Linked DNA regions of Homo sapiens: regions 2 and 3 are each linked to region 1. A link is a loop called in an ENCODE intact Hi-C map of the cell type or tissue named here. Cell type or tissue: IMR-90. All regions are shown on one strand. Links, peaks and the distances in the headings refer to the core of each region. The heading gives the core; the rest is flanking DNA.

Evidence for each region. Peaks named below come from ENCODE experiments on the same cell type or tissue, not always from the same donor. Only the 100,000 strongest peaks of a DNase experiment are listed, where the experiment ranks them.
Region 2: it touches region 1 in a loop (2.3-fold over the local background); 4 of 110 quality-filtered maps call a loop at or near these places.
Region 3: a loop joins it to region 1, with 9 times the contacts of the local background. A loop is called at or near these places in 56 of 110 quality-filtered maps.

Annotation. Positions count from the first base shown.
Region 1 is chrX:134,748,928-134,760,091 of GRCh38, forward strand. It overlaps a transcript of PLAC1 not described here. Among named protein-coding and RNA genes, the nearest start is that of PABIR2, 43 kb to the right of the region's middle. In IMR-90, for the core only: a CTCF peak has its summit at 4,895 (motif pointing left); DNase peaks (open chromatin) are centred at 3,834 and 4,864; H3K27ac peaks cover 664 bases.
Region 2 is chrX:134,598,602-134,609,765 of GRCh38, forward strand. PLAC1 (placenta enriched 1) reads right to left here. Exons shown (of 3, transcript NM_021796.4): 2 at 3,450-3,521. It also overlaps the pseudogene RPL21P133. Among named protein-coding and RNA genes, the nearest start is that of LINC00629, 54 kb to the left of the region's middle. RefSeq lists an enhancer at 5,355-6,554. In IMR-90, for the core only: a CTCF peak has its summit at 5,560; DNase peaks (open chromatin) are centred at 5,590 and 5,910; H3K27ac peaks cover 1,458 bases.
Region 3 is chrX:134,515,246-134,526,409 of GRCh38, forward strand. It overlaps the pseudogene RPL36AP54. Among named protein-coding and RNA genes, the nearest start is that of MIR450B, 19 kb to the right of the region's middle. In IMR-90, for the core only: a CTCF peak has its summit at 5,823 (motif pointing right); a DNase peak (open chromatin) is centred at 5,896; H3K27ac peaks cover 174 bases.

The sequences.
Region 1 (11,164 bases), core at 2,582-7,581:
TTTTAATGTTAGAAGAAGAGTTCTAATCAGGGTTACTCACTGTCATGGGTTTTTGACACGAATCAGCCTTTTCTAAGAGTGTTAGGCTGCAATGAAAACAAGAATCAGGCTGGGCATGGTGGCTCACACCTGTAATCCCAGTGCTTTGGGAGGCCAAGGCAGGAGGCTCACTTGAGCCCAGGAGTTCGAGACCAGCCTAGGCAACATGATGAAACCCTGTCTCTACAAAAAATACAACAATTAGGCGGGCTTGGTGGTGCCTGCCTGTAGTCCTAGCTACTTGGGAGGCTGAAGCATGAGGATTGTTGAGCATGGAAGATAGAGGTTGCAGTGAGCCAAGATCGTGCCACTGCACTCCAGCCTGGGCAACAGTGTGAGACTCTGACTCAAAACAAAACAAAACAAACAAACAACAACAACAAACAGGCACGGTGACGTTTGCCTGTAGTCCCAGCTACTCGGGAGGCTAAAGTGGGAGGATCCCTTGAACCTGGGAGGTTGAGGCTGCAGTGAGACATGTTCAGGCCACCGTACTCCAACCTGGGTGACAGAAGAAAACAAGAACCAAATGCCTACACAGAAATATCCACAGGACTGACGAGGTAGCCAAAGAGTGCACTTGTTTCTGAAGTCAAAAATTTGAGCTTGTTGAGATATTTCTATCAAAAAATCAAGATTTTAAATTGCTGCCTAATACCTGGATTTTAAAGAAAACTCTGTTCAGTTCATAATTAATTCTTTTCGTGTTATTAACATATAGAAAAATACTAGCTGATCAGTTTCCATTTCTATCTGCTCATTCCTTTAATTTTTCTCCTTTCCCACAAATAGAAGCTGTATTGCAATAAGCATATCTTGCCCCTGGCCTCCATTCCAAGAACATCTGGAAAGAGTGTTAGTTAAATAGCAATGGGCTTACACAGTGCTATAATTTTTCTAGCTATAAGGAAGCCCCCACCATCTCCACTCCTATCACCAGAGAGGCGTGGGTGAGCTACCCGAAAGCTCTTTTGCTTGGAGAACAAGCAATGGAATCTTGCAGATAACCCTAACCAAACACCACCCAGGCAGAAGGGCCCTAACCTGCCTAGTGAGATTCCTCTAAATACATTTTATACTATCAAGGCTTAAATTCATCAGAAAAAAAAACCAATGGAATTTATCAGAAGATGTTTAAGAGAGAGTAACAGAGCTGCTGGGATATACTCAAACATAACTTTCTAAGCCTAAATTGCATAATATCCTTTTTCCAGATCCTTTTAGTTTGTTTCTTATTCCAGAAAGAACCTTATATGGAATTGCACGCATTTGGCTCAGTACAAATTTGGCCCATGTTGAGCCTCTTAGACTTGGCCCACCACAAACTCATGCTGTCAACCACAGTTTGGTTCCCATCACTGCCCAGTTGTTCCTGATATACCGTATGCTGTGAATATCCCAATCTTTCTCCTCGGGTCCCCAAATCTTCTTCCTCTCAACTCTCCCATTTTTAGTAGATGAGCTTGACAATTCGGTTGCTGAAAACATTTACGCTATGGGTCTGAACTCCCCTAGCTATTGGAGATGTGAGAGCATCTCTCATCAGATGAAGATTTTTCCTAAATACTAAGTTACTGCCTCCTACTCTGCTCTAGAATTCATCTCTTCCCATTTTCTTACTCCCACATTTATTTTCTCCTTATAGACCTCTGCTGTCCTAGATAGTAACCTCTTGCCACGTGTAGCTATTTAAATGTAAATGAATTATGACCGGACGCAGTGGCTCAAGCCTGTAATCCCAGCACTTTGGGAGGCCGAGGCAGGTGGATCACCTGAGGTCAGCAGTTCAAGACCAGCCTGGTTAACATGGTGAAACCCTGTCTCTAATAAAAATACAAAAAAAAAAATATATATATATATATATATATTTATATATATATTTATATATATATATTTTTATATATATATATTTATAAATATATATATATATATTTATATATATATTTATATATATATATTTTTATATATATATATTTATAAATATATATATATATATTTATATATATATATAGCCTGGTGTGGGGGCGCCACCTGTAGTCCCAGCTACTCAGGAGGTTGAGGCAGGAGAATCGCTTGAACCCAGGAGGCAGAGGTTACAGTGAGCCAAGATCATGCCACCGCACTGCAGCCTGGGCAACACAGCAAGGCTCTGTCAAAAAAAAAAAAAAAGGAAAAGAAAAATGTAAATGAATTATAATGAAATAAAGCTAAAAATGAAGTTTCTTGATTGTGCTAGCCACATTTCAAGTACTCAACAGCCACGTGGTGCTGGCGGCTCCTGAATGGGACGGTGCAAATGTATGTAATTCCCATCATCGTGGAAAGTTCTAGTGGACAGCACTGCTCACCAGGGACCTCTGATTTATTTCCTATCCCATTGGCTCTTCAATCTCATGCAGACAACTGCATCACCATCAACAACAACAACAACATCAACAACTGCTCTACAAGTGACCCTCCTACCCTTCCAGCTACCAGTCTCTAGAATGCTGCCAAACTTTTAGAATGAATGCTGCATTCCTTTCTTGCTCCTCTGCAATCTGACTTCCGACCTTCTCGACAGAAATAAAGCCACTAAAGACTTTTGGGGCATCTTCTACCATTTTGTTTTCATTCATCACCCTCCTAAAAATGTCTCCTCTCTATCCTGTTCCTCCCATCTCTTGTCTCTGGCACACTACCAATGCTGAAGAAGTGTTGGTTAAATAAGACAATAAGCTTCCCTCCTTGATCATTCACTCCTCCAGGATCTTTCATCCTACATCTCCCTTCTGTTGCAAAAGCCCGGTCCTCTGCTCTTCTTTTGTCAACCCTTCTCTCATTAGCTCATCTTCTCTCACTTGCCTTTAACTATCTGCTCTGTATAAAAATGGGTCTCAGTTTCACAACTCAAGCTGTCAATTTCTCACTTCCATGACTAGCATTACTGGAGAACACCAAGAATAAATGTTTGTATTATTAATGGCTGCTCCCAGTGATGCAAGGAAACCTGCTTTCCAACCCAGTTAATTCCTATGTCCCTTGCAAAACTGTCAGGGCCAACTCTGTAGAAGTTATCAGTGCTTTCCTGTGAGGCTACATTGTGAGGAGATTTCTGGGCTTGTGAAGAGTTAGGGACTCAAGGGGGCAGAAACAAAGGCTGCAAGATGAAAGACATGGGATGGCTCTGGCTAAAGGAACTTTGTCCATATAACAATTCTGCTACAGTCTTTTCTCAGGACTAGTTTCAAAGTCTCAGGATGATATAGAAGTTCGTTTTTCTTTTCATTTCTTCTTTGTTTGTTTTTTTTTAGAGAGGGAAGTGGGTTAGTAACCTCCACATTGCCTCTTCATTGAGAACTACATAATAGCTATAGATTAAAATGAAAAACCCGTCACTTTCAGAAGGGCAATATCATGCAATAAGCCTGCAGCAAATTATACCTTGGTGTTACATGAAGGAAGTTGACAGGACAACACTTTCTTCCCCTTCTCAAAATGAATGTAGAAAGTACACTCTAACCTTTACCAGCATATGATGTCTATAACTAACATGAAGGAAAGTCAAAACTTTTTTTTCTCCCCTTGGCTTTTTTTTTCTTTCAACAGACACATTGCTCTGCTGATAAGAAAGCTAAGAAAGTGGGTAGGTAGAAATATACAGCTCATTCAATTAAATGAAAATTAATGTAATGCAGACAACACAGTGCAGGCTGCTTGATTTTGTTACATTTAACTTAAAGACTACCAGGCCCTGACAAACATCCTTGAAATGTAAATTCAACATTCAAAACCCACAAGTCACACTAAGAGCACTGGGAAACAGGAGAAATACACACTGGACAGATGCAGGCAGTCCCAAAGCTCGGTGATCTTTTACAGCTAGAAGGTCAAGGCAGTTATTTCACAGTGATTTGTATGAAAAGAAAAATAAATTGAAAAGAGGGCATTCATGTATATATGAGATAATTGACATAGCAAAAATAACTCCCAAAGTGAGCATTTACTAGGCAATTTAGGTTAAAATGGTATAAAAGGCAGATTGTTTGGGCCAGCACATCCGCCTTTCTTGCACTTAAAGATAATTTGTAGATGAAGAAACTGCTCTCTTTAAAAAAAGAAAGAAAAAGAAAATCCTCCTCCACAAAGCCTCCTTTCCCACAGCCTTCTACCAAACAGATTATGTTGCTAGGTAAACATAAGCTACCAACAATTTCTGTACCAATATATATAGCAAATTATACTTCAGAGGAAGCCTGCAAGCTTATGAAACAGATGGCAGATTTGTGTCGTGGCCCGAGAAACAATTGTGTTTTGGTAAAATGAGCCACTGCAAGTCTCCCTGACATTTTCCTAGCCTAATCGACATTGACTTTTCATGTCACGAAGTTGCATGAAAGAGCGGGATCATGTAGAAAAGCAGATAAGCATCAGAAGCAATGGCAAAGATGATGCCCTTTTAGAGCTGGAATCATCAGTTTTAAACTTTGAGTTTAAATATACGATAACAGCAAAAAGTAAACCAACACAGCTCCTAATGTATCGCTCAGACCTGCCATCTGGGCTGGAGTCAAATTTAATAAGCCCAACGACATCAACTCTACTTCTCCAGCACTATAACTAATCTTAGGCTGTTTAAACAATCAGGGGCGGGAACGAGATGGTATAATCTTCTGTGAACTGGATGTAACTGGAGAATATATCCATGCTTATTTAGATTTTATAAAAAGAAATTTCGGAGACTTGAGGTCCTTACAGCTCACATTTCTCATCCAAACTAAACTGTTATTTGTTTAATAAGCAACTGGTTCACAACTGGACTTCAACTGTCCCACCACATCCTGGAACAAAGTGTTGAATCACACTCAGATCCACACTGACATCTGCAGGTAATTGAAACAGGACTTCTGTGAATTGATTTCTCGACTCGGGAGTCTCAAACCATTCTCCAGAGTAGTGTGCTAAACCATAAAACTTAAATACCCCGGATGACACAAAATATTTCTTTAAAAAATACTATCAATGTTTAAGTGCTTCCATAGACTAAAATATTGCATATAGCATCTGAGTTCCATCACATAGAAAACCCCACAAACACACAGCTGTCTCTGCCTGGCGTAATTATGGTGATTTTTATTTTCACTTTAAACTTTTTTCTATTTTTCATTACTTTTCATATATTATCCAATGAGCATATGGTACTTTTACAATACGTTATGGCAAGGTTGCTACCTAAATTTTAACCTCAAACTTTCTGTTGTCCCTATCAATTTATATTCACATTAATCAAAGCTTCAACAAAATCCAGCAGAATATTGTTTTATTGTAATAACTGCTGCTATGCAGCACACTTATTTATATAGGCTATCAAAACTCCTAAACATTCACAAGATAGGGAGTAGATTCAAGCTGCTTTAGGCTAATACATGAGATTTTTCTATAGTGCCTTTCCACTGAGCAAAATTTTAAAGTAACATTTATTGGATCGATCTATAATTATAGTATTAGAAAAAAATGGAATCTGCTACCAAGAGACTCCTTTTACAATGACTGTCTAGGGGGAAGCCTATTTTTCTGGGCTTGTAAAAATCAAGTAACTCGCTCAACTTCTGAGGTAAAAGTCAACATAGATGGAAGGCTTTATTCTATGTGTTGAAAATTAGATGTAATAGAAAAATCCATCAAGGATTTCTAGTGGTAGGAGAAAAAGGGGCAATTTCTTAAGGGCTCATTAACAAATTTAATCAACAGGCACTCATAAACAAGCTGTCTTCCAATTTACAAATGTGCTACATTTCGAACATTTATTGTTCTTTTTTTTTTTTTTTTTTTTTGGTGCCTACAATGCATTTTCTTGAAGAGACAAGATTACGCTGGTTAGAGTTCCAATTTGATTCACAAAAGTAAAGCTAAAATACTGTAGGTTTGCAATGAAACGGTAGGAAGCAGTTTTAGCAATAAGATAAATGTTGGAATGACTTTAACAATAAATTATTTTTCAGTTTTCTTATTTTGGTGCATAAGAAAATAATTATAGAAACATAAGAAAGCAGGCCATTTTAAAGCACTTCAGATGCTAACATCCAATTTATCATGTAAATTTGCAACTTTTCTTATTTTTGATCTAGGCACACATTTTATGAGCATAGGCCATGCTGAAGGTTTTACTTTAGCTAGCATGTGGAAATTAGATGGAAATTAGGGAGAAAAAATAGGAGAGAGAGTTTGCCATGGAAAGTGGGCAAGAACTGAAAGAGAAGCGGGGAGAGAGAACTACAGAAAACATAGATTTAGATTCAATTCCTTGCCTCCACGTTACTCATTCATTCATCCAACTATTAAGTGGTAGCTCTTATTGGTGAGTATAAGTACTCTGTAGTTTGTTTGTTCATTGATTTGACAAATGTTAATTGAGCATTTACTTTGTGCGTGGAGCTGGGGATACCAGTGTGAATAAGATAGTCTTGGTCACTATTCTTATACATTTGGTAACTAGTATGGAAGACAGACATTAAACAATCACTGTAATTACAAGTCAGATAAGTGCCATAAAAGGTGAAGCCCAGGGATATCAAGGAGTGCCTAAATGGGAGAACTTAACCTAACCTGGCATTGCTCCTCCTCTCCAAATGATCCAGATGGTCAAGTTGACTGTGTATTTTAAATATATTTGCATCTCTTACTATGTGTGAAGTTGAGTATCTTTTCATATATTTAAGGATCATTTGTATACTTTCTTCTGTGAACTGTGTATTCATGTTTTTGCCCATTTTCCTCCTGAGACTTTTTAGCCTTTTTTCTTTAGATTTAAAAAGTTCTTTATATGTTTGGGATATTGGACCTTTATTTATGTATACATTATAAGTATTTTCTCAGTTTCATCATCTTTCTTTTCTTTTTCCTTTTCTTTCTTTTTTTTTTTTTTTTTTTTTTTTGAGATGGATTCTTGCTCTGTCACCAGGCTGGAGTGCTCTTGGCTCACTGCAACCTCTGGCTCCCGGGTTCAAGTGATTCTTCTATCTCAGCCTCCCAAGTAGCTGGGACTACAGGTGCCCACCACCACGCCCGGCTAATTTTTTGTATTTTTAGTAGAGACGGGGTTTCACCGTGTTAGCCAGGATGGTCTCTATCTCCTGTCCTCGAGATCCGCCCGCCTTGGCCTCCCAAAGTGTTGGGATTACAGGCATGAGCCACCACGCCCGGCCTTCATCATCTTTCTTTTGACTTTGCCTATCTGATTTTTGCCATGCAAAAAAAGGTTTTTACTTTGATTTTTATGTACTTGAAAATACTCATCATTTTATGGCATTTGGATTTGGAGTCATATTTTAAAAGGCTTTCCCCACACCCAGATTATAAAGAAATTAATCGACGTTTTCTTCTAGTGCCTATATGTTTTTTTTTTTAATATTTGGACCACCTGGTACCTATATGGTTTTATTTTTTATTTTTTAAATATTTTATATAATAAGCTCCATTTGGAGCTTATTCTAGGGTACAATGTGAAGTATGGGACCAAATTACCTTTTTGTCCAAATGGCTATCCAGTTGTGCCAATAGAATTTATTTAAAAAGTCCATCTTTGCCCCAGTAATAAACTGTTTATTAAATATTACATTTTCGGCCGGGCGCGGTGGCTCACGCCTGTAATCCCAGCACTTTGGGAGGCCGAGACAGGCGGATCACGAGGTCAGGGTATCGAGACCATCCTGGCTAACACAGTGAAACCCCGTCTCTACTAAAAATACAAAAAATTGGCCAGGCGTGGTGGCGGGTGCCTGTAGTCCCAGCTACTCAGGAGGCTGAGGCAGGAGAATGGCGTGAACCCGGGAGGCGGAGGTTGCATTGAGCCGAGATTACGCCACTGCACTCCAGCCTGGGGGAAAGAGCAAGACTCCGTCTCAAAAAAAAAAAAAAGATTACATTTTCATATATACTTGGGTCTATTTCTGGACTTTCTGCTTTGTTTTGTTGATCTGTCTATTCAGGCACGAGTCCAATAATGGTAACAGGTTATACAGATTAATTTTAAAAAAGAATTTGAAGTGACATGAAAAACAAAAGGGGTCAGCTTCCTTTACAGACGAATGGATAGCTAATAAATGTGGAAGGAACAACAGAATTGGGAAAACGTACCTTTGCAGCCACTGTGTTAAAAACTGATTCAGATAGGGATTATAATGAATGCTAAAACTATCAGATGAAAATTATTGGGGAACAGAATATTTACATGGTCATACTTTAAAGATATTAATTGAATATTAATTACAAAGGAGGAGAATGTGCCTTTACATGGAGAAATCTGGATTACACTACTTTGGTCAAGTGATCCAACTTGGCAATAGGACAAATTGACATTGTATACACCTCCTGACGTGAGGCAATGGAAACCACCTATGTGGTATCTTTGCCAAAAGTGTTTAACCTGAATATATTCATGAGGGAACAATGTGACAAATCCAAATTTTAGGCCATGATACAAGATAACTGGCCTAGAGTCTTCAAAATGAATATTTCATGAAAGATGAAAAAAGTGGGAAACTTTTATATGAAAGACTACTAGAGATATGACAAGTACATGAATTTGTATGACCTTTGATCCTGAATTTGGGATCCTTGATTGAAACAAACAAAAAAAAGCTCTAAATGACATTATTGGGGCAATCGGGAAATTTGAATATGGGCTATGAATAAAATAATATTCTGTCAATCTTAAATTTCTTGGGTGTGCTAACAAAATTGTGATTATGTAGGTAAACACCCTTGTTTTTAGGCAATACAGGCTGAAAAAGTGTCTTGATATCTCCAACTTAATGTCAAATGGTTCATAAAATATGTATATATATATATGTATGTTCTATGTAGTGTTATATATATGTATACACACAGAGAGAGAACAAATGTGGCAAAATGTAAACAAGTGTTTAATCTTCATGAAGGGTATATGGGTTTTTATTGTACTATTCTTTCAACTTTTCTGTAGGCTTGACTTCTTTTAAAATAAAAAGTTGCAGCATACAAAATCAATGTACAAAAATCATTAGCATTTCTATATGATGGCCAATAATGATCTAGACATGAAAGAAAAGAAGGCAATCCCATTTACAATAGTTACAAAAATAAAATATGTAGGAATAACTTCAAACAAGGAGGTGAAAGATCTCTATAAGGAAAACTACAAACACTGATAAAAGAAATTGAAGATGACATAGACAAATGGAAAAAAAAAACCCATGCTCATGGGTTGGAAAAATTAATCTAGTTAAAATGACCACATTGCCCAAAGCTATCTATAGATTCGATGCAATCCTTATCAAAATACCAACATAATTCTTCACAAAATTAGAAAAAACAATCCTAAAATTCATACAGAACAAAAAAAGAGTCCAAGTAACCAAAACAATCCTGAGCAAAAAGAAAGCTGGAAGCATCACATTACCTGACTTCAAAATATATTGCAAGGCTATAGTAACCAAAACAGCATGGTAATGGTATAAAAACAGACACATATACCAATGGAACAGCATAGAGAACTCAGAAATAAAGCCACATACACAGCCAACTGATTTTTGACAAAGCCAGCAAGAACTTTCCCTGGGGAAAGGACACTTTCTTCAACAAATAGTGCTGGGAAAAATGAATAGCCACATGCAGAATGAAATTGGACCCCTATCTCTTACCATATACAAAAATCGACTCAAAATGGATTAAACATAAGACTTGAAACTATAAAAACACTACAAGAAAACCTATGGAAAACTCTCCTGGACATTGATCTAGACAAAGAATTTATGACTAAGACCTCAAAAGCACAGGCAACAAAAACAAAAATAGGCAAATCAAGCTAAAAATCTTCTGCACAGTAAAGGAAACAATCAATAGAGTTAAGAAACAACCTGTTGAATATGAGAAAATATTTGTAAACTATTCATCTAATGGGGACTTAATATCCAGAATATACCAAGAACTCAAATAATAGGAAAACAACAAATATTCCCACTAAAAAATGGGAAAAGGACATGAATAGACATTTCTTAAAAGAAAACATACAAACAGCCAACAGGTATATGAAAAAATACTCTACATCGCTAATCATCAGATAAATGCAGATCAAAACCACAATGAGATATCATCTTACCCCAGTCAGAATGGCTACTACTGAAAAGACAAAAAATAAGAGATGTTGGTGAGGATGCAGAGAAAAGGAACTCTTTTTTTTTTTTGAGACAGAGTCTCACTCTGTCGCCTAGGCTGGAGTGCAGTGGTGCAATCTCAGCTCGCTGCAACCTCCACCTCCTGGGTTCAAGTGATTCTCCTACCTCAGCCTCCTGAGTAGCTGGGACTACAGGTGTGCGCCACCATGCCTGGCTAATTTTTGTATTTTTAGTAGAGAGAGGGTTTCAGCATATTGTCCGGGCTGGTCTCAAACTCCTGACCTCTTGATCCACCCGCCTCGGCCTCCCAAAGTGCTAGGAGTACAGGCATGAGCCACCAAGCCCGGCCAGGAACTCTTATACATTGGTGGTGGGAATGTAGACTAGTATAGCCACTATGGAAAACAGTATGGAGATTTCTCAAAAAACTAAACATAGAATTGCCATTTGATCTAACAATCCCATGTATCTACCCAAAGGAAAAGAAATCAATATATCAAAGGGATACCTGCACTCCTATGTTTACTGCAGCACTCTTCAAAATAGCAAAGATACAGAATCAACCTAAATGTCCATCAACAGATGAATGGATAAAGAAAATGTGGTACATATACACAATGGAATACTATATAGTTATAAAAAAGAATGAAATCATGTCATTTTCAGCAACATCAATGGAACTAGAAGTCATATCTTAAGTGAAATAAGCTAGGCACAAAAAGACAAATATTGAATGTTCTTACTTATATGTGGGAGCTAAAAAACTTGATCATATGTAGATAGAGAGTGGACAGACAGATAACAGAGACTGGGAAGGGTGAATCGGGGGTAGGGAGGAGGATGAAAAAAAGTGGGTTAAGGGGTACTTACAAATATACAGTAAGACAGAAGGAATAAATTCAGTGTTTGACAGCACATTAGGTTGACTATACTTAACAAAAATATATTGTACTTGGGTTATGGACACCCTAAATACTCTGACTTCATTACAA
Region 2 (11,164 bases), core at 3,522-8,521, 150 kb before region 1:
CTGTATGAAGCCAGAAGAGAGGCAGCAGTATGGCTGAAGTGGTCGAGAAGGGTTGTTTTTTTAAGGAGGTAGAGGTTGAGTTTCCTTGACAATATGTTAGGACCTGGCGGTAGTTTTTGAAGGAAAAAATTGACAGGACTTGTTAACAGACTGTTTGTGGGGGATGAAATTCAGTAAAAAGCAAAACAGACTTTGGTTCAGATCCTGGGTGACAGGGAGATGAGGGAAACACCATGAGTTTGACTTTGTACCTGATTAGCTTGAGCTGTTAGCAAAACATCCAAGCACAAGTACACAGTAAGTATTTGGAATATTTGGAGCTGAAGGAAAGATTATACTAGAAAAACCCATCTTTTCACTTGAGAGTTTCCAGAAGATATGGGAACTATCACAACTTAGCAGCCAACAAATGATGTGAGCTAAGATAGTTAATAACCCCTCTCTGGGCTTTAGTTTCCTCATGTATAAAATGAGGTGCGATGGTAGGTGGTTTTTTATGAGATAACATTTGGATTAGCATAGTATCTGGTATTTGGAAGGAGCCCTATACTTGCTGGAATATTTTCCTTCCAGATCTAAAGGTCTAGGATTGTGTGATTTCTTTGAAATATGAACTGTCCTTAATACATCTGCTGATATGGTTTGGCTGTGTCACCACCGAAATCTCATGTTGAATTGTAGTTCTCATAATCTCCAAGTGTCGTGGGAGGGACCTGGTGGGAGGTAATTGAATCATGGGGGTGCCTACACTCATGCTGTTCTCGTGATAGTGAGTGAGTTCTTACAGGATCTGATGGTTTTATAAGAGGCTTTTCTCTCTTTTACTCAGCACTTCTCTCTCCTGCCACCACATGAAGAAAGACATGTTTGCTTCCCCTTCCGCCATGAGTGTAAGTTTCCTGAGGCCTCCCCAGCCATGTGGAACTGTGAGTCAATTAAACCTTTTTCCTTTATAAATTACCCAGGCTTGGGTATTTCTGCAGAGCAGCATGAGAACAGACTAATATATCTGCCTTCTATGATTGGGTTTTTCCCCCAGCAGAGCCCAACAGTTTATATCACGTGAAGCTAAGAATCTAGGGGAGGGAGAGTTGTACATGTTATGTCTCAATCTTTTCAGACTTCCTAAGTTTTTCTATCTTTTGAGCATTTGCATTTTTCATGTTTGAATCAGAAAAGCCTCCATTTTGGCTGACTCTAGCCCTTCACTCTGGGGAGTAGAATGGGCAGGTAGCCATTAGTACACAGGAAGGGAGGGATTTGTGGTATCTTAAAGCCATTGGATTTTATTTATTTCCAGTTTGCTCAACATTTGTTCCACAGATCTGGAAAGTTTAAAAAGGGGTGGGGATGGAGAGAAAAGGATGAAAATTAACTAGGCCTAGAGAAAAGGATAAACATATTTTCCTTTCAATATCAAACTAAGGCTCAGAGCATTATTATTATTATTATTATTGAAATAATAATAGGCTGGAGTGCAGTGGCATGATCACAGCTCACTGCAGCCTTGAACTCCTGGGCTCAAGCGATCTTCCTGCCTCAGCCTCCTGAGTAGCTCGGACTACAGGCATATACCACCATGTCTGACTTATTTTTCACATTTTTTTCTTTGTTGAAATGGGGTCTTCCTATGTTGCCCAGGCTGGTCTGGAACTTCTGACCTCAAGCAATCCTCCCACCTCAGCCTCCAGAGTAGCTGGGACTACATGTGCATGTCACCAGACCTGGCTAATTTTTTAAATTTTTTGTATAATGAGGTTTTGCCACGTTGCCCAGGCTGGTCTTGAACACCTAGGCTTAAGTGAGCCACCCACCTTGGCCTCCCAAAGTGGTGGGATTACAGGCATGAGCCACTGTACCCCACCCCTCAGAGCATTTAAATCTGAAATGGCTTCTGGGCTTTATTTAATTTTTCTAAAAACTGACCACTGCCGTAACCATCCACATGTCATCTGAAGAGTTGACACTGAGTTCAAGAGTTTGAGGCTACAGTGAGCTATGATCAGCCCACCGCACTCTAGCATGGGCAACAGAGTGAGACCCGATCTCATTTTTTTTTTTTTTAAGGATGAAGATTTGACACTAGTTGGAGAAATGGTTCTACATCTCATTACTAGGATTTTATGAATGTCAGCCCTCTAGCATAAGTAGTAGTTACTTCTTTCAAATTAAAAAAATTTGGATTTTAAAGTAAGATAAGCTCATTACAAAAATAAGAAAATGAAAATGACTCATAATCCCACAACGTAGGGATAATTATAGCTTTGTGGTTTGTTGTTTAGGGACATGGTCACCCAGGCTGGAGCACGGTGGTGCAATCACAGCTCACTGCAGCCTCAAACTTCAAAGGATCCTCACATCTCAGCCTGCTGAGTAGGTAGGACCACAGGCATGTGCCACCATGGCTGGCTAATCATTGTTAATATTTCTATTATTTCTTTCTAGTCATTTTTTTTCTTCACACACACACACACACACACACACACACACAAACACACTTGGGATTTCACTGTATGTTTGTGTATCCTCCTTTCCCCCACTTAAGTTAGACCATGAGCATTTACTCATGTCATTAAATATTCTTCTAAACATGATTTTAAATAATTACATTGCATTTCATAGTATAAATGTTACTGCATAGGATTTCATAGTATGGACAACTTAAGTTTTTTCCACTTTTTCTCTATTTTAAATATTGCCACAATGAATTTCCATGTATTTGTATTTTTTTGTGCATCTCTATTTCCTTTTAGGATAAATCCTTAGAAGGAGAATTACTGGGTGAAAGGATAAGAACATTGTTAAGGCTTTCGAGCATTTTGCCAAGTTGCCCTGTGGGAGAGTTGTACCAATTTGCATTCCTATTAGTGTTTGAGAATGCCTGACTCACTGCATTAACACAGAATATTTTACCATCATATATACATGACACTCTTTTGGATCATTTCAATTCAAATGGCATTTAGTGAGCACCTACTATATGTAGTGTACTGTGCTAGGCATTAGACTCTCTCCTGTTATACAGCATAAGTGCTAGAGGCATAACACATGTACAAAGATGGTTAAAAATGCAAATGAAATATAACAACACATAAATCTCTATGGCCAGGGCTGACATCATTCAGCCTTTAAATGGCTACTCATTGAGTAAAGACACTATGCTAGCTAATTTAAAAATTAATTTAGATCTTGTAAGCACTTAAAAAACCAGAATGCATTAATATGAATCTTGCAAACAATAGAGGTTCCATTGTGATCACTTACACTCTATTTCCTGGTATAAATTAGAGTAGGAATGGAGAGGAATATTACAAATCCACATCTTTAAAAAAATCAACAATCACAACTCATTTGGGTAAAAGGACAATTTCTGCTTTTGTCAGTTCCCTTTAGAAAGTTAACCTGTTGGTTATCAGAGAAGGGGGACACTGAACACACAGAAAACTAACCTTCTTCTGGCAGCTGGGGATAATTTGTCAGTTTCCTTTGAAATGTGGCTTTGTGCTCACTGGTGAAGGCAGCTGGAACAGAAAAAGCATGACAGACAAAAGCTGAAATCCACATGAAGAAAGGTCTTTTTCCCAAAAACTACTGCCTGAGTTAGCAACGGTCAGAACAGAAAGTACATGCGTATCTTCCCAGCAACAAGCATATCTGGTACTAGAGAAGGCCCCCTATGTGACAGGAGGCATTTAGAATGGCTGTAGCCTTGAATAGGGCTGCTGGACAGCATTTGAGCAAACCTTCCCAACCCCATGAAAAATCACACCCTCAAATTAAATCCGTCTAAAACTGTGACTAAAGAAATGAAAGTATTATGTTTTTCAATCAGTCCAAAGCATTTACTATTCTGAAAAAGAAGACCTACTTACTATATAGTGGATGATGGTGCAAGAAGTAGAGGTTTCAGTATATGATTTTCAGTTAAAAAGTAACCAATAGAATAACTAAAAATAATGCTATCAAACTGGAAACAACTGAAATGGTCTGCAACTGGTGAATGGATAAGCTGTGGTACATCCATGCAGTGGAGTACTATTCAGCAATACAAAAGAATGAACAACACATACATGAATCTCAAAATAGTTATACTGAGTGAAAGAAGTCAGTATCAAAGGGTTATATAGTATATGATTCAATTTCTGGGCATTCTGGAAAAGACAAAATTGTAGCAACAAAACAGATCAGTGTAGGGGGTAAAGGGAGAAGCCAATTACAAAGGGCAGCATGAGGGGATTTGGGGGGTAATGGAACTGTTCTATATCATGATTGTGGTGGCAGTTACATGACTTTATGTATTTGCCTAAACTCATAGAGCTGTACACCAAAAAAGTAAATTTTTAAAATAGCATGCTATTTTAAAAAGTGAATTTTTAAAAATCTCATAAAATATTGCTATCAACCATGGGGAGGCAGAAGAAAGAGAGGCAGTTGGGAGTAATGTTAAGTGAGCTAAATCTTCCATTTTTATAACAGGAGTTAATAGATAATGTCCAAAATGGATAAATCAAGAATGGGAACAGAGTAATATTTAGAGATTCAGAAGTAACTATCAGATGAATTGCCAACAGAATCTGTTAAAAAATGGTTGCCTCTGAGGAGTGGGACTGGGGATGGGGAGGAGTGGGGCAGAGAACTGTTGTTTTTTATTATCAGCTCTCTGTATTTTATATATATATATATATATATATATATATATATATATATATATATTTTTTTTTTTTTTTTTTTTTTTTTTTTTTTTTTTCTTTTTTGAGACAGAGTCTTGCTCTGTCACCCAGGCTGGAGTGCAGTGGCATGATCTCCACTCACTGCAAGCTCCACCTCCCAGGTTCACGCCATTCTCCTGCCTCAGCCTCCCGAGTAGCTGGGACTACAGGTGCCCGCCACCACGCCTGGGTATTTTGTATTTTTAGTAGAGATGGGGTTTCACCGTGTTAGCCAGGATGGTCTCGATCCCCTGACCTCGTGATCCACCCGCCTCAGCCTCCCAAAGTGCTGGGATTACAGGTGTGAGCAACCGCACCCAGCTGCCTATTTGATATTTTTAAACCATGCTCATGTATTACTTGATTTAAAAATAAATGTAGTGGAAAATGCACTGGACTGGGAATCCAGAAACCTGATCTCTAACCCTAATTCTGCACTAATTGATCAAATCCCTTCCCCTTTCTGGACCTTGGTTTCTACATCTGTATGATAAAGGGGTTGGACTATACGATGTTTAAGGTCCCTTTCATACCTAAAGAAAATTATAAAATTAGATTACTTACATATCCACAATTCTTTGTTAAATGCCAAGCTATGAAACATGCATTTTTATTTTTAAAGCCGTAAGAGACTAACTCATCAAATTCAACTGTCTCTTTTCAACTGCTGAAGAAACCAAGACACAGATTCACTAAAAGATTCACTTGGAATGACAGTTAATTGGCAACAGAGCTAGGACTAGAGCTCAGGGCTCCTCATGGCTCTTTCTGTTGCACCACACAGCTTCTCCTAGGCCTAATGGAATCAGTCCTGGGCACCAGGGCTGACAAAAATTCCCTTGGACAACACCAGGGGTGTAATTCACATGCTGAAATGGTTTCATTGGCCTGGGAGATGAGTCAGAATTTTGGAAGTGGTCCCTGACATAAGCATGTATGATGCAATACCATAGGCATTCCAAAGTTGATCAAGGCTATGTTAAAATTCCAATTTTAGGATTCCATTCCCTAATAATTGTCCAATAAGCTGCCCTTGGCAGCTACTGCCAGCCTACTGACTTCCCCTTTTGTGTGACAGGAATCCCACTACTCAGAAATATCACCATTCACATTCTGATGTAAAACAATGGGCTCATCCGTTTTTTCTCATCAGCCTTTCATCTCTAGGGCCTCTCAGCTTGTGGCATGATTCACTGAAATACATCAAACATGACAGAAGATGCAAGCATTTGGAAACTTACATCAGCCATCATCAAATTAAAAAGGTATCTTGATATGATTTAGCAATCATCCTTGGAAGAGAGTTGAAACAGACCCCTGACTTTGACCACACCATCTTCCTAGGGAAGACCTTCCATGTTGACCAGTAAGCAAGCTAAAAGTATGTGTTTTGCCAACCATTTCCTCCCCCTTTGCTGGGGCCTGCAGGCTCACTTGCCCCTCATCGCACAAGGTCTGGGGTTTACAGAATAAGGACACCATTATGCAGGGCTATCATTCTTCCTTAGTGGAAACAACACTGCCCTTTGTAAGCTCCCAGCTAACTTCAAAGGGTGTGGCTATCTTTCTGTGCTCCAAGGGAAGCCTCCTCGGGAAACATTGCTCACAGTGCCTTTCCAGTTCTAGAATCTTCTTGAGCTGATAGTCAGAGCAGGCATTTTCAGGCAGCACCCCCACCCCTGCACCCCCCATTGGTGCTTTGTCTACTTTAGAGGCCAGATTGTGTTTTTTAAAACCTACTTGGAAAGCATTTGTTTGCCAACTTTTGTGCTCCCCTCCTATCAGTGCTCCCTCTCCAGCCTGGCTTTCTGCCCAGTTCTGAATCTTGCCTTACCTACTGCCTGGCGTTTACTTCACAACAGCTGGCCCAGGGATCTCAAGTACTTAGTCTCAGCTGCCAGCTTAGGGAAGGAGAGGCCCCTGTAGTTGAGCCTGTGACAAAGACAGCATTTGTTTCCACACCGGTATTTTCAATGTCAACAGCAGTGACAGGCTCCAAAGGGGATCATACCCAGTCACTGCCCACTTGGTGAGAACTCCACAAGCTCAGGGATGTCCATTCATCCAGCTTCAGCTCTCCCCGCAATGCTATGAGATGACTAGAGACCACTAATAAGATTCCCATTTTTATTTGCCCATGGGGAAAGGAGACAAATGGCTGGAGACTGGGGGACTCGTCTAAAGGAATTAATGATCATTTTGTTCACAAGAAGAATCAGGATAGCTGAGTCTGACAAATGTTGGTTTCTGTGATTTATCCATTTGTGTAGCTAAAAAGTGCTATCAGCTGGCTTGCTCATCATTGAGTGACCTGAAGTGATGGATGATGGAGAGGAGGTTGCTGTGAGGGTAGAGGTGGCTCAGTACCCTGCAGGAGCAATGCAAAGAGAGACTGTGCCCAAGACCATCTCCCCGGGGGGGATGGGTGGCATTCCTGCCTTCCTTCCACCAACAAATGTTGACTGTGCCATGCACTGGGATGACAGAGATGACTCAGATGTGCCCTTGTCCTCAATGTGTTCATGGTTGGATGAGGAGAACACCAGTCTTACTCTAGTGACTGAAGGCTAAGACAAAGACTCCAGCCTCAAACTTGAGGAAGGAAGTTCATGTTTCTTCCTGGGTTGGCCAATAGAAAGTGGTATTTGTGGCCGGGCATGGTGGCTCACGCTTGTAATCCCAGCACTTTGGGAAGCCGAGGCGGGTGGATCACGAGGTCAAGAGATCAAGACCATCCTGGCCAATATGGTGAAACCCTGTCTCTACTAGAGATACAAAAAAATTAGCTGGGTGTGGTGGCATGCACCTGTAGTCCCAGCTACTCAGGAGGCTGAGGCAGGAGAATCGCTTGATCCTGGGAGGCGGAGGCTGCAGTGAGCCAAAATCGCACCACTGCACTCCAGCCCGGGTGACAGAGTGAGACTCCATCTCAAAAAAAAAAAAAAGTTGTATTTGTGTAGTTTTTCTAACTGTAGTGATGTGCGTGTGCTGAATTACTCACTTGGATTCTCCTCCTTGAGAGTAGGGTTCATTTTGTCACTAATCTGGCTAGATTGCTTATCATAATGCTTAAAAATATAGCTTTAAACATACAAGTGGCCAATAAACATGTGAAAAAAACACTCAACATCACTAATCAGAGAAACACAAATTAAAACCACAATGAGATACCATCTTACACCAGTCAGAATGGCTATAATTAAAAAGAAAAATAGATGTTGGTGAGGATGTGGAGAAAAGGGAATGCTTATGTACTGTTGGTTAGAATGTAAATTAGCACAACTTAAGGAAAACAGTAGGGATAGTTCTGAAAGAACAAAAAATAGAAATGTCATTTGATCCATTCTCAAAGAACTAAAATTAGAAATATCATTCGATCCAGGAGTCCCACTACTGGGTATCTACCTACAGGGAAATAAATCATTATATGACAAAGATACTTGCACTCATGTTTATCACTGCACTATTCACAATAGCAAAGATAATGGAACCAACCTAAGCGTCCATCAGTGGTGGATTGGATAAAGAAAATATGGTAGCTATACATCATGGAACACTACCCAGCCATAAAAAAGAATGAAATCATGTGTTTTGCAGAAAATTGCCTATTGTGTACAATGTTCACTATTCGAGTGATGAGTACATCAAAAGCCCAAACTCCACCATGGTACAATATATGCATGTAGGAAGTCTGCACTTGTACCCTCTACATCTGTACAAAATATTTTAAAATATAGCTTCAAGATGTAATTAAAGTCACATATCAGCTGATTTTGAGTTAATAAAAAAGACAGATGATCACTTTTGGCCAGAACCACCATCTTCTAGTATTTTGCCAAAATAATGAACACAAAGGGAAAGAGAAGAGGCACCCAATACGTGTTCTCTAGGCCTTTTAGAGAACGTGGGTTCATTCCTTTGGCCACATACCTGTGAATCTACAAGAAAGGTGATATTGTAGACATCAAGGGAATGGGCACTGTTCAGAAAGGAATACCCCACAAATGTTTTCATGGCAAAACTGGAAGAGCCTACATTGTTACCCAGTGTGCTGTTGGCATTATTTTAAAAACACAAGGTTAAGATTCTTGCCAAGAGAATTAATGTGCATATTGAGCATATTAAGCACTTTATTAAGAGCCAAAAAATAGCATCCTGAATTGCATGAAGGAAACTGTTCAGAGAAAAAGGAAGCCAAAGAGAAAGGTACCTGGGTTCAACTGAAGCACCAGCCCGCTCCACCCAGAGAAGCACACTGTGCAAGAACCAGTGGGAAGGAGCCGGAGCTGCTGGAACCTACTCCGCATGAATTCATGGCATAATAGGTATATATGTAAAAAAAAAAAAAAGGCCTCTGGACTGTAACAAAACATAAAAAACATTATCTTGGGTGGGGCTGATGTAATCAAGTGAAAGCTATTAGCCCTCCCTGAAGAGAGACAGCATTTCCTGCTGGACATGAAGAAGCAAACAAGGTTGTGGAGAGAGGGGCAGCCTCCGGGAGGTGAGAGCCTCGGCACTAGAGCAGCAAGGAACTCAATTCTGTCAACAACCTGAACAACCTTGGATGCGGACCCCAAGCTCCAGATCTCCAGATGAGAATGCATCCTAGACAACACCTGGACTGCAGGCTCATGACACACTGAGCAGAGGACCCAGCTAAGCTGTGCCTGGACTGAACCATAAAAATGGAGACAACAAATGTGTATTCCTTCAAGCTGCAAAAGAAAAATACAAATATATATCTCCATATGATTATGTTTTGGTTGTTGAGTTTTTCTTTACAACAATAAAAGTAGTGCTATTTTCTTGTTCCTCAGTAAGTTAAACACAGAATTACCATATGACCCAGCAAGTCTATTCCTAGATACATATCCAATAGAATTGGAAATAGGTGTTCAAACAAAAACTTGTATCCCAAATGTTTAGCAGCACTATTGATAATAGCCAAGAGGTTGAAACAATCCAAATGTTCATCAGCTGATGAACGGACAAGCAAAATGTAGTCTATCAGTACAATGGAATATTATTCAGCCATAAAAAGGAATGAAGTGCTGATACATGCTACAATTTGGATAAACCTTGAGAACATTATGCTAAGTGAAAGCAGCCAGACACAAAAAGACTGCTATATGATCCCAGTTACATGAAATATCCAGAATGTTCACATCCACAGATACAGAAAATAGATCAGTGGTTATGTAGGGCAAGGAGGAGGGAACAACAGGGAGTGAGTACTTAAAGGGGCATAGGATTTCCTTTGGGATGATGAAAATGTTCTGGAAATAGTGGTGGTGGTTGGAGAACACTGTAAATGTGCTTTATTCCATCAAATTGTATCACTCTTCTTTTTCTTTTTTTCTTTTTTCTTTTTTTTTTTTTTTGAGATGGAGTCTTGCTCTGTCGCCAGGCTGGAGTGCAGTGGCGCCATCTCCGCTCACTGCAATCTCCGCCTCCCAGGTTCAAGTGATTCCCCTGCCTCAGCCTCCCGAGTAGCTGGGACTACAGGCACCCGCCACCATGTCCGGCTAATTTTTTATATTTTAGTAGAGACGGGGTTTCACCATGTTGGTCAGGATGGTCTGTACCTCCTGACCTCATGATTCACCCACCTCGGCCTCTTAAAATGCTGGGATTACAGGAGTGAGCCACCGTGCCCGGCCTCTTTTTCTTTTTTTAGAGACAGTGGTCTCACTCTCCCACCCAGGCTGGAGTGCAGTGGTGCAATCATGGCTCACTGTAGCCTTGACCTCCTGGGCTCAAATGATCCTCCTTCCTCAGCCTCTCAAAGTGTTAGGATTATAGGCATGAGCCACCACACCTGGCCTGTGGTGCCATTCTTTCTGCTAGTAATGTCATTGTCATCTCCCACCATGCCCTGGAAAGCGCATGCACACATACAGGGAAGCCATCTCATCCTCCCTCTTCAGGTCATGGGCCCCTCTTATATCTGTTCATAGCTCCTTCACTTCTTCATTAGCACCACATAACAACTGGAAATAACATCACTATTTATAAGATTATTTGTTCAATATCTGCCTTTTCCATTAGATTGTAAGCTACACGAAGGCAGGGATCATGTCTGCCTTGGTCACTGCTTAGAAGAGTGCCTGGCACATAGCAGGTACTCGGTAATTGTTTGCGGATTTTTCTTAAAGAATGAATAAAATATATTTTCTAACGTAATTCTGAGAGCCATCTGAGAAGCATAAACCATTCTTCTCTAACACTTTCAAAATGTAGGCAATCAGTTGAAGTAAATGGCCAGTGTCTTAGTCTGCTCAGGCCACCATAGCAAAAATATATACAACAGACATTGATTTCTCCCAGTTTTGGAAGCTGGAAAGTCCAAGATCAAGGTGTTGTCCAATTCAGTTCCTGGTGAAGGCCCTCTTCCTGCCTCACGTGGCCTTTCCTTGGTGCATCTGGGTGAAGAGAAAGTGAGGGAGTTCCAA
Region 3 (11,164 bases), core at 2,758-7,757, 230 kb before region 1:
GCGCCTGTAATCCCAGCTACTCAGGAGGCTGAGGCATGAGAATCGCTTGAAGCTGGGAGGTGGAGGTTGCAGTGAGCCAAGATCACGCCACTGCACTCCAGCCTGGGCAACAAGAGTGAAACTCGGACAAAGAAAGAAAGAAAAGAAAGAGAGAGAGAAGGAAGGAAGGAAGGAAGGAAGGAAGGAAGGAGGGAGGGAGGGAAGGAGGGAAGGAAGGAAGGAAGGAAAGAAGGAAGGAGGGAGGGAGGGAAACAAAAAAGAAAAAGAAAGAGAAAAAGGGAGGAAAGAAAGAAAAGAAAGAAAGAAAAAGAAAGAAAGAAAAGAAAGAAACTAACTCACCATTTAGTAACCATAGTAGTAATAACTGATTTGGGCAAGAGTCATCAATGGGTGAAAGCTTGATGAGGAATAGGATACTTATATACCCCCAAACAAAGCCACAAATTATTAATAACAAAGGGGAAAGTAGTAATTTTACAATGGCAAGACACCACTGTAAACGGATAATGAAAGAACATCAACAATAATGGGAAAAAAATGATGCAATTTACCTCCTGCTATGCTGCTCTGAGAACAAGCATAATTTCTGTGGTAGTCCTCCAAAAATGCATAACCTGAGTCTGTTCGTGGGGAGGCATCAGATAAACCCAAATTGAGGGACATTGTACAAAACAACTGGCCTATATGCATCAAAAATGCCAATGTCACAAAGTCTGGGGAACTCTCCCCAGTTCAGGAGACAATTAAATGTAATGTGTGATCCTGGACTGTGAAAAAAGTAACTATAAAGGATGGTATTGAAACAGTTGTCAAGATTGGAGTATAGTAGTAACAAATCAAGGCTAAATTTTCTTATTGTACTGTCGTGTGTAAAAGAATGTCTTTGTTAGAAAATACACACTGAAATATCCACAGGTGAAGGAGAACAATAGCTCCAATTTACAAATGCTTCTGAAAAAATATATATATACACACACACATACAGAGAGAAGGCAAGTGATAAAGCAAGTGGGGCAAGTTTTTTTAAACTGGTGAATCTGGGTAAAGGATATTCAGGAATTCTTTGTACTATTGTTGCAACATTTCTGTAAGTTTGAAATTTAAAGTTTAAAAAGAAAGAGAGGCCGGACTCAGTGGCTCACGCCTGTAATGCCAGCACTTTGGGAGGCCGAGGCGGGCGGATCACGAGGTCAGGAGATCGAGACCATCCTGGCTAACACGGTGAAACCCCGTCTGTACTAAAAATACAAAAAATTAGCCGGGCGTGGTGGCGGGCGCCTGTAGTCTCAGCTACTCGGGAGGCTGAGGCAGGAGAATGGTGTGAACCCGGGAGGCGGAGCTTGCGGTGAGCCGAGATCGTGTCACTGCACTCCAGCCTGGGCGACAGAGCGAGACTCCATCTCAAAAAAAAAAAAAAAAGGAGAGAGAAGGCATAAACAATATTAAAAATAAAACAGAACATTACTATAGACGTAGTAGAGATTTTAACGATCATGAAGAAAATACTAGAAATAAGTCTTTATGTTTTATTTTATTTTATTTTATTTATTATTATTATTTTTTGAGATGGAGTCTCATTCTGTAGCCCAGGATGGAGTGCAACGGCGCGATCTCTGCTCACTACAACCTCCGCCTCCCAGGCTCAAGCTATTCTCCTGCCTCAGCCTCCCAAGTAGCTGGGATTACAGAAAAGCGCCACCACGCCCAACTAATTTTTGTATTTTTAGTAGAGATGGGGTTTCACCATGTTGGCCAGGCTTATCTTGAACTCCTGACTTCAGGTGATCCACCTGCCTTGGCCTCCCAAAGTGCTGGGATTACAGGCGTAAGACACCGCGCCAAGCCCTTTATCTTTTAGATGTATATACTGAGATACTTATCATAAAATGGTGGGATATCTGGGATTTCCTTGAAGATAATCCAGGGCGCCAGGTATGGTGGCTCACACCTGTAATCCCAGCACTTTGGGAGGCCAAGGCCGGAGGATCACTTCAGCTCAGGAGTTCAAGATCAGCCTGGGCAACATGGGGAAACCCTGTCTCTATTAAAAATACAAAAAGTAGCTAGGTGCGGCGGTAGCACATGCCTGTAGTTCCAGCTACTTGGGAGGCTGAGTTGGGAGGATCACTTAAGCCTAGGAGGTAGAGATCAGCTTCAGCAACATGGCAAAACCCCATCTCTACAAAATATACAAAAATTAGCTGGACTTGGTGGTGCACACCTATAGTCCTAGCTACTTGGGAGGCTGAGGTGGGAGGATTACTTGAGCCCAGGAGGTAGAGGTTTCAGTGAACCGAGATCGTGTGACTGCACTCCATCCTGGATGACAGAGTGAGACCCTGTCTCAAAAAAAAAAACAAAACTGCACTCTTTTATGTATTTTTATACTTTTGAAATGTTCTATAATATTTTTGAAATGTTCTATAATAAGAGAATATTGTGAAGACTTTATAGAAATACATTTGAGAACCTAAATAGAGTAAATTACTAGAATCAAACTAAGGAAAAAATGGAAAATCTGAAAAAAATGCAATAATCATTAAAGAGATTGAATTGTCATTTGAAAGTCTGTCCTCACAAAAGACCTCCTTCCTCTACTGTGGTCAGCATCTTTGGCATACATGAGATAAAATGTATGGTCCAGTCCAGCCTCTAAGCCTGTGCAATTCATTCAGTCATTCAGCAAATATCTATTGAATACTACGTATGGGCCAGGCACTCTTCTGGCTACCGGGGATACATAAGTGAACAACAACAACAACAACAACAACAAAGGAAAAATGTCTCTAATTTTGTGGCACTTAATATACAACAAATAATAATGAATAAGTGATATATAGTATGTTAGGAGGAGAACATTACTATGGAAAAATAGAGGAGGATAAAGGAGACTGAGAGGCAGAAGGATGGGCCAGTTTGTAATTTGAAAGGCAAGGTTGTAGGCAAGGTTCAGATTGGAACACTGAAACACGGATTTCCCACAGAAATGAACAGGTCTCCTTGGAGAGATGGCTAATTCAAGGTCTGGGTCAAGAAGTGTACAGGAAGAGCCTGGAACATTTTGTTGCACCAAAAAGATAAAACAGAACAAAACAAAACTCGGTTAATTAGTTACTGTTGGAAGATGCTAGCAAGCCAGTTCTTTAGTGATTTTTAAAAGACAGATAATTATAAGGAAACTTTTTAATAAACAAGCATTTATACTGTTTTCGACACAGACTACCACTGACTACTCAAATAATACATGAGGGGATATTTCTTTTTATGGAAGTATTCTGGCTAATAAGAAGAATAGAATTAATCACCAGTGGCTGCCAGCACCACAAAAAGAGATACAACTAGATCTTATGTGTTTTACAATTTTTTTATATTTGGGGGGCTGGTCTCTTATATGTCTCTTTTGGAGAAACAGCCCACCACCTGGATTCATCTCCTAGGGCTTCCATAACAAAGTACCATAAAATGAGTGTCTTAAAACAACACATGGCCGGGCACAGTGGCTCATGCCTATAATCCCAGCACTTTGGGAGGCCGAGGCGGGCAGATCACTTGAGGTTAGGAGTTTGAGACCAGCCTGGCCAACAAGGTGAAACCCCGTGTCTACTAAAAATACAAAAATTAGCCAGACATGGTGGCGGGCACCTGTAATCCCAGCTACTCAGGAGGCTGAGGCAGGAGAATCGCTTGAACCTGGGAGGCTGAGGTTGCAGTGAGGTGAGATCTCGCCATTGCACTCCAGCCTTGGCAACAGAGCGAGACTCCATCTCAAAAACAAACAAACAACAACAACAACAAAACACTCACGTTTATTCTCTCAAAGTTCTGGAGGCTAAAACTCTGAAATCAAGGTGTCAATAGAGCTGTGCTCCCTCCAAAGGCTTTAGGGGAGGATCCTTCCTTGCTTCCTCCTAGATTCTGGTGGTTTCTGGCAAGCTTTGATATTCTTTGGCTTATGACTGCATAATTACAACCTCTACCTCCATATTCATGTGGCCATCTTCCCTCTATGGGTGTCTGTGTCCAAATTTCCCTCTTATGGACACCAGTCATATTGGATTAGGCTTCCCCTAATCCAGTATGACCTCATCTTAACTTGATTACATCTACAAAGGCCCTATTTCCAAATAAGGTCACATTCACAGATTCCAGGTAGACATGAAATTTGGGTAACACTATTTAACCCAGTATACCACCTATGAAGTATTCTTTTTATTTTTCTCCTCAGCTTTTATTTTAAGTTCTGGGGTACATGTTTAGGACGTGCAGTTTGTTACATAAGTAAACGTGCCATGGTGGTTTGCTGCACAGATCAACCCATCACCTAGGTATTAAGCCCAGCATCCATTAGCTATTTTTTTCTGATGCTCTCCCACCACCCGCCCCGCCCCCGACAGGCCCCAGTGTGTGTTGTTCCCCTCCCTGTGTCCATGTGTTCTCATTGTTCAGCTCCCACCTATAAGTGAGAACATGCAGTGTTTGGTTTTCTGTTCCTGCATTTGTTTGCTGAGGATAACAGCTTCCAGCTCCATCCATGTCCCTGCAAAGGACATGATCTTCTTCTTCTTTTTTATGGCTGCATAGTATTCTGAAGTATTCTTGACAAAAAGAAAAAATCAACCTGAATCTATTCAAGCCTCTAGAGTCAACTAAAAATTTACAGAAAATACAGGAGACTGAGTAACGTGTTAAATGACATCACAGGGATGCAATTAGCCAACTCCAGACTATGGGAAACTCTACAGGACAAACTACCTGGTATCTTCAACAAATAAATTGCAGGGAATAAAGACATGATGGAGGAACCTAGACTAAAAGAGACTTAAAGATGAACCAGTAGCTATGTTTGGACCTCATTTGGATCCCAATTCAAACAAACTTTAAAATACACACCCATTTATGACACTTATGAGACAATTGGAGATTTGAACACTGACTTGAATATCCATTGATATTAAGGAATTATTTTTGAAAATGCGGAATAATACTAAGGCTATGGTTTTTTTTAGAGAGTCCTTATCTTTTAGAAACATATACTAAATTTGCAGATAAAAATGACTTGATGTTGGGGATTTGTTTCAAAATAATATGGGAGTTGGGGGATGTGGGTGCAGATATGGCTGTGACAAGATGGTTCATGGGCTGATAATTGTTGAAGCTGGGTGATGGGTACATGTGGGAGTTCATGATACTATATTTTTATGTGTTTCAATCTTTCCATAATAAAATTTTTTTTTAGAAAAAAGAAAGAAAGGAAAGAAGGAAAGAAAGAAAAGAAAGAAAGAAAGAAAAAGAAAAGAAAGAAAGAAAGAAAGAAAAAGAAAAAGAAAGAAAGAAAGAAAGAAAGAAAGAAAGAAAGAAAGAAAGAAAGAAAGAAAAAATACGGTATCAGGATAAGCCTAAATAAGAAGGTGACATTTGCTGTGGATCGTTCAGCATGTACAGGGCCCCTGTCACCATCTGGCTTTAAAAATACTAAAAAATAAATCTTGTGTAGGGGCTGTGAGAGATTAAAGACGGCCACAAATTCTTTTTTTAACCCAATTCTCCCATACCATTTATTTTAAAATTTATGCATTTTTATTAATTAATTTATTTATGTATTTAGTTTTAGAGACAGGGTCTCGCTATGTTGCCCAGACTGGCCTTGAACTACTGGGCTCAAGTGATCCTGCCTCAGCCTTCTGAGTAGCTGTAACTACAGGTGCCCACCACTGTGACTAGCCTCTGCCACAAATGCTTTTCTAATTCTCCCCTTACCTAAAGCTAATTCCCCTCCCTTTGAATTTGGCCTGGCCTTAGAGACTGGCTTGACCAATAGATGGCAGCAGAAGTGAAGTTCCAGGGCTTCTGAGGCTAAGTCATAAGAAGCCTTCTAGCTTCTGTTTGGCTCTCTTGGAATATCTCTGGATGTCCTGGGCTACCATATGAGAAGTCGGCTTACCCCAAGTCAGTCATTCTGGAGTCCATTCTCCAGTAAACAGTCCCAGCTGACTCAGTCTTCAACTCAACCCCACCAAGCCTCCAGACTTGGGATGAGAGGACTTCACTAGCACTTCCCAGACTGGCCCATCCGCTGTGTGAAAAGAACAGTCACCCAGCTGAACCCTGCCTGAATTCCTAACCCATAACATCAGGAGATACAATTCAATGGTGGATGCTCTAAGCTACTAGGTTTTGAGGTAGATTTTTTGTTTTGTTTTGTTTTGTTTTTCAGAGTCTCGATCTTGTCACCCATGCTGGAGTGCAGTGGCGTGATCTGGGCTCACTGCAACCTCCACCTCCTAGGTTCAAGCAATTCTCCTACCTCAGCCTCCTGAGTAGCTGGGATTACAGGTGTGCGCCACCACGCCCAGCTAATTTTTGTATTTTTAGTACAGACAGGGTTTCACCATGTTGGCCAGGCTGGTCTCGAACTCCTGACCTCATGATCCACCCGCCTCAGCCTCCCAAAGTGCTGGGATTATAGGCATGAGCCACTGCGCCAGGCTGGTTTTGAGGTAGTTTTTAAGGCAGCAATAGGTGGCCAGAACATAGGTTTATAATATGTGACAAACTATGTTTTGTAAGCAAAGGAATAATAAACACAAAAGCCAGGATAGTGTTTCTTGGGGGAGGTAGGTGCAGGTGGTAGAGGCAGGGGCAATGAGATGTGGAAGAACACAGGTTGAACTAAAGGTATTTCCTAAGAGCCTACTTTGGAGGTTGGGTGTTGTGGTAGATTTTTTTTCTCACTGTTGCCTAGGCTGGAGTGCAGTGGGACAATCACAGCTCACTGCAGCCTTGACCTCCCAGACTCAAGCAATCCTCCCATCTCAGCCTCCTGAGTGGCTGGGACCACAGGCAGGCACCATCGTGCCTGGCTACTTTTTTTCTTTTTGTATTCTTTTGTAGAGACGGGGTTTTGCTATACTGCCCAGGCTGGTCTTCAACTCCTAGGCTCAAGTGATCCTCCTGCCTTGGCCTCCCAAAGAGCTGAAATTACAGGCATGAACTACCACACCCAGCTGGTTTTTATTTTTTTATTTTCATTTTTAGAGACAGGGTCTCACTCTGTCACCCAGGCTGGAGTGCAGTGGCACAATCACAATTCACTGTAGCCTCCAACTCCTGGGCTCAAGTGATCCCCTAGCCTCAGTCTCCCTTGCAGCTGGGACTACACTCATGAGCCACCAGGCTTGGCCGAAATTTCTACTTCTGTAACAAGGAGAGCAGGCAGTGAAGTGCTATTCAGCAATGTTTTAATTAGAAAGGAAATGGGCAGGGCAGAGATACAGATAAATTGCTGTTTTACCATCTTGCCCAACACGGTTGTAATCAAGCCTACACAAGTATAAAGGTCATTAGCCAGTAATTGACTGGCCTATTTCTTCCATCTACAAGAGACTAATTTTAAATATAAAGACGCAGAAAGATTAAAAGGATGAGCTTTTTATGCTGATAGCACTCTCGCAAACCTGGTGAACATTCCTAAAAGTCACCAGACTTTCTGTAAGAAGTTTAGGAATCACCAATACCACAAAGTGACACAGTACAAGAAGGGCAAGCATTCTCTTTATGCCTGGGGAAAGTGGCGTTATGACAGGAAGTAGAGTGGCTATGGTGGGCAGACTAAGTTGATTTTCCGGAAAAAGGCTGAAAGTACTAAGATTATACCGAGACATGAGAGCATTGAGCCCAATTGCTTTTCTCAGAGAATGCAAACATTTTGAACTGGAAGGAGATAAGAAGAGAAAGGGCAAAGTGATCCAGTTCTAGCGTGATCTTTTTTATTGTGAAGAAAATACAATCTTGAGGTTATGTTCACTTCATTTGGTTACAGCTGCCATTTAAAAAACATATATATATATATATACAGAGTCTCACTCTGTCGCCCAGGCTGGAGTGCAGGGGTGCAATCTTGGTTCACTGCAACCTCCACCTCCTGGGTTCAAGTGATTCTCCTGCCTCAGCCTCCTGAGTAGCTGGGATTACAGGCATGTGCTACCACACCTAGCTAATTTTTGTATTTTTTGTAGAGATGGGGTTTCTCCATGTTGCCCAGAATGGTCTCAAACTCCTGGCCTCAAGTGATCCGCCCTCGGCCTCCCAAAGTGCAAGGATTACAAATTTGAGCCACCATGCCCAGCCTACAGTTGGCCTTTGGGGAGGGAATAAGCTAGAGCCATCATTAAAATTCCCTTTGTGGAGAAATTTATGCTTCGTGAAAAAAAGAAAGTAAAAGGATGGAAAAAATGTGCAACAAGTGTAAGAAAGCTTCATGGTTATATTAATATAAGACAAAGTAACTTCAAGACAAAGAGAATTACCCAAAGAAAGACGGCCATTAGATAATATAAAATAAACGATTCACTAGGGACATGACAATCCTAAATATGTATGCACCTAACAACAGAGCAAAACAGTTCATGAGTAAAAACTGACAGCATTATATAGAGAAATAGACATATCCACAATCGTAGTCAGATATTTTAACACCAGTCTCTCAGCAACTGATAGAACAAATAGACAAAAAATATCGGCTGGCTCACGCCTGTAATCCCAGCACTTTGGGAGACCAAGGCGGGCGAATCATGAGGTCAGGAATTCAAGACCAGCCTGGCCAACATGGTGAAACCCTGCCTGTACTAAAAATACAAAAAAATTAGCTGGGCGTAGTGGCCGGCGCCTGTAATCCCACCTACTCAGGAGGCTGAGGCAGGAGAATCGCTTGAACCCGGGAGGTGGAGGTTGCAGTGAGCCAAGATCAACCCACTGCACTCCAGCCCAGGCGACAGAGTGAGACTCTATCTCAAAATAAATAAATAAATAAATAAATCTATAAGGATATAATGGAGATCTGAAATTTACTGTCAACCAACTGCATCTAATTACAGAGCAGTATACCTAACAACAGCAGAATAGACACATTCCTTTCAAGGGCACATAGAATGGTCACCAAGATAGAGCATATTCAGGGAGATACGGTAAGTCTTAAAAATTTTTTTCATCAACTTTTATTTTAAGTTCCAGGGTACATATGCAGGATGTGCAGGCTGGTTACAGAGGTCAACATGTGCCATGGTGATTTGCTGCACAGATCTTCCCATCACCTAGGTATTAAGCCCCGCATTAGCTGTTCTTCCTGATGCGCGCCCTTCCCAGCCCCCCCGACAGGCCCCAGTGTGTGTTGTTCCCCTCCCTGGGTCAATGTGTTCTCATTGTTCAACTCCCACTCATAAGTGAAAACATGCCATGTTTGGTTTTTTGTTCCTGCATTAGTTTGCTGAGGATAATGGCTTTGAAATCTAAAGTATGCTCTCTGATCACGGTGAAATTAAATCATAAATCAACAAAATAGAAAAAAATTCCCACATTGTAGTAAGTCAACTAATACTTCCATGCAACTCATGGATCAAAGGAGAAATTAAATGATAAATTAGATTTACAAATAAATAAAATGCTGTACTTATGTTGCTATTTCCTGATTTTACATTTTATTTTTTTATTTATTTTTAATTTTTAATTTTTTTTTTTGAGACAGGGTCTCACTCTGTCACCTAGGCTGGAGTACAGTGGCATGATCTTGCCTCAGTGGAACCTCTGTCTCCTGGGTTCAAGCAATTCTCCTACCTCAGCCTCCTAAGTGGCTGGGATTACAGGTGGGCATCACCATGCCTGGCTCATCTTTGTATTTTTAGTAGAGACAGGGTTTCACCATGTTGGCCAGGCTGGTCTCAAACTCCTGACCTCAGGTGATCTGCCTGCCTTGGCCTCCCAAAGTGCTGGGATTACAAGTGTGAGCCACCACACCTGGCCTGATGTTACATTTTAAATATTACCAATTGACTGGCAAATATTGAAGATGAGGATTTAACTGTCATATAGGCACACACACATTTATCCTCTTTCCATCCTCCCAACAAAGTTTTAGCAAGTTTTGCTTAATTTACATTTGGTGTTTTCATTAAAATGACTAAATAAACATTGTTCTCTGCTGAGTGAGGTACTGTACTATGATAACATATCCTCTGTTGTACATTGTTTTGCTTTTCTTGTCTCCGCCCACCGCTTCCCTCTCTGTCTCACTCTCTTTCCAAATACCAATGAAGGCAATGTAAGGATATAATCATGAAGAGGGCCTTCACCACGAACTATGCTTTGCTCTGATCTTGGCCCTCTAGCATCCAGAACTGTGAAAAATAAGTTGTTTAAGCCATTATGTCTACGGCATTCTATTATACCAGCCCCAAACCACTGACACGGTGTCTTAAATCTTTATGTGTTTGAGGCCGGGCGCGGTGGCTCATGCCTGTAATCCCAGCACTTTCGGAAGCTGAGACGGAGGATCATTTGAGGTCAGGAGTTCAAGACCAGCCTGACCAACACAGTGAAACCCCGTTTCTACCAAAACCACAAAAATTAGCTGGGTGTGGTGGCAGGCGCCTGTAGTCCCAGCTACCTGGAGGCAGAGGTTACAGTGAACCGAGATTGTGCCACTGCACTCCAGCCTGGGCGACAGACCGTGTCTCAAAACAACAACAACAACAACAACAACAACAACAAAAAACAACATTCATGATGTGAGGTATTTTATTATCTTTGATTATGTGTTGGATATTAAATTTTTTCTTTAAAATTTTCTTATTTTTAAAAATTTCTTGTTTCCAGCAGGGCGCAGTGGCTCACGCCCCAGCACTTTGGGAGGCCGAGGTGGGTGGATCACCTGAGGTCAGGAGTTTGAGACCAGCCTGGCCAACATGGTGAAACCCCGTCTCTACTAAAAATACAAAAATTAACCAAGTGTGCTACTAAAAATATAAAAATTAGCTGGGCGTGGTAGTGGGCACCTGTAGTCCCAGCTACTCGGGAGGCTGAGGCAGGAGAATTGCTTGAACCTGGGAGGCAGAGGTTGCAGTGAGCTGAGATCGCTTCACTGCACTCCAGCCTGGGTGACAGAGTGAGCCTCTGTCTCAAATAAATACATAAATAAATAAATAAATAAATATTCTTGTTTCTTATTGTTTCTTATTTTTCTTTTAATAATTTTTTTTTTCTTACAAACCCTTGTGTCAAAGGCTGACTCTCCATAGATCACAGTGAGAGAACTGCCCCGCTGTGGATGAAACCCTCACACAGAAGCAGGTCATCTACAAATGCTTTAGCGCCAGGTTTTGCACAAACATGC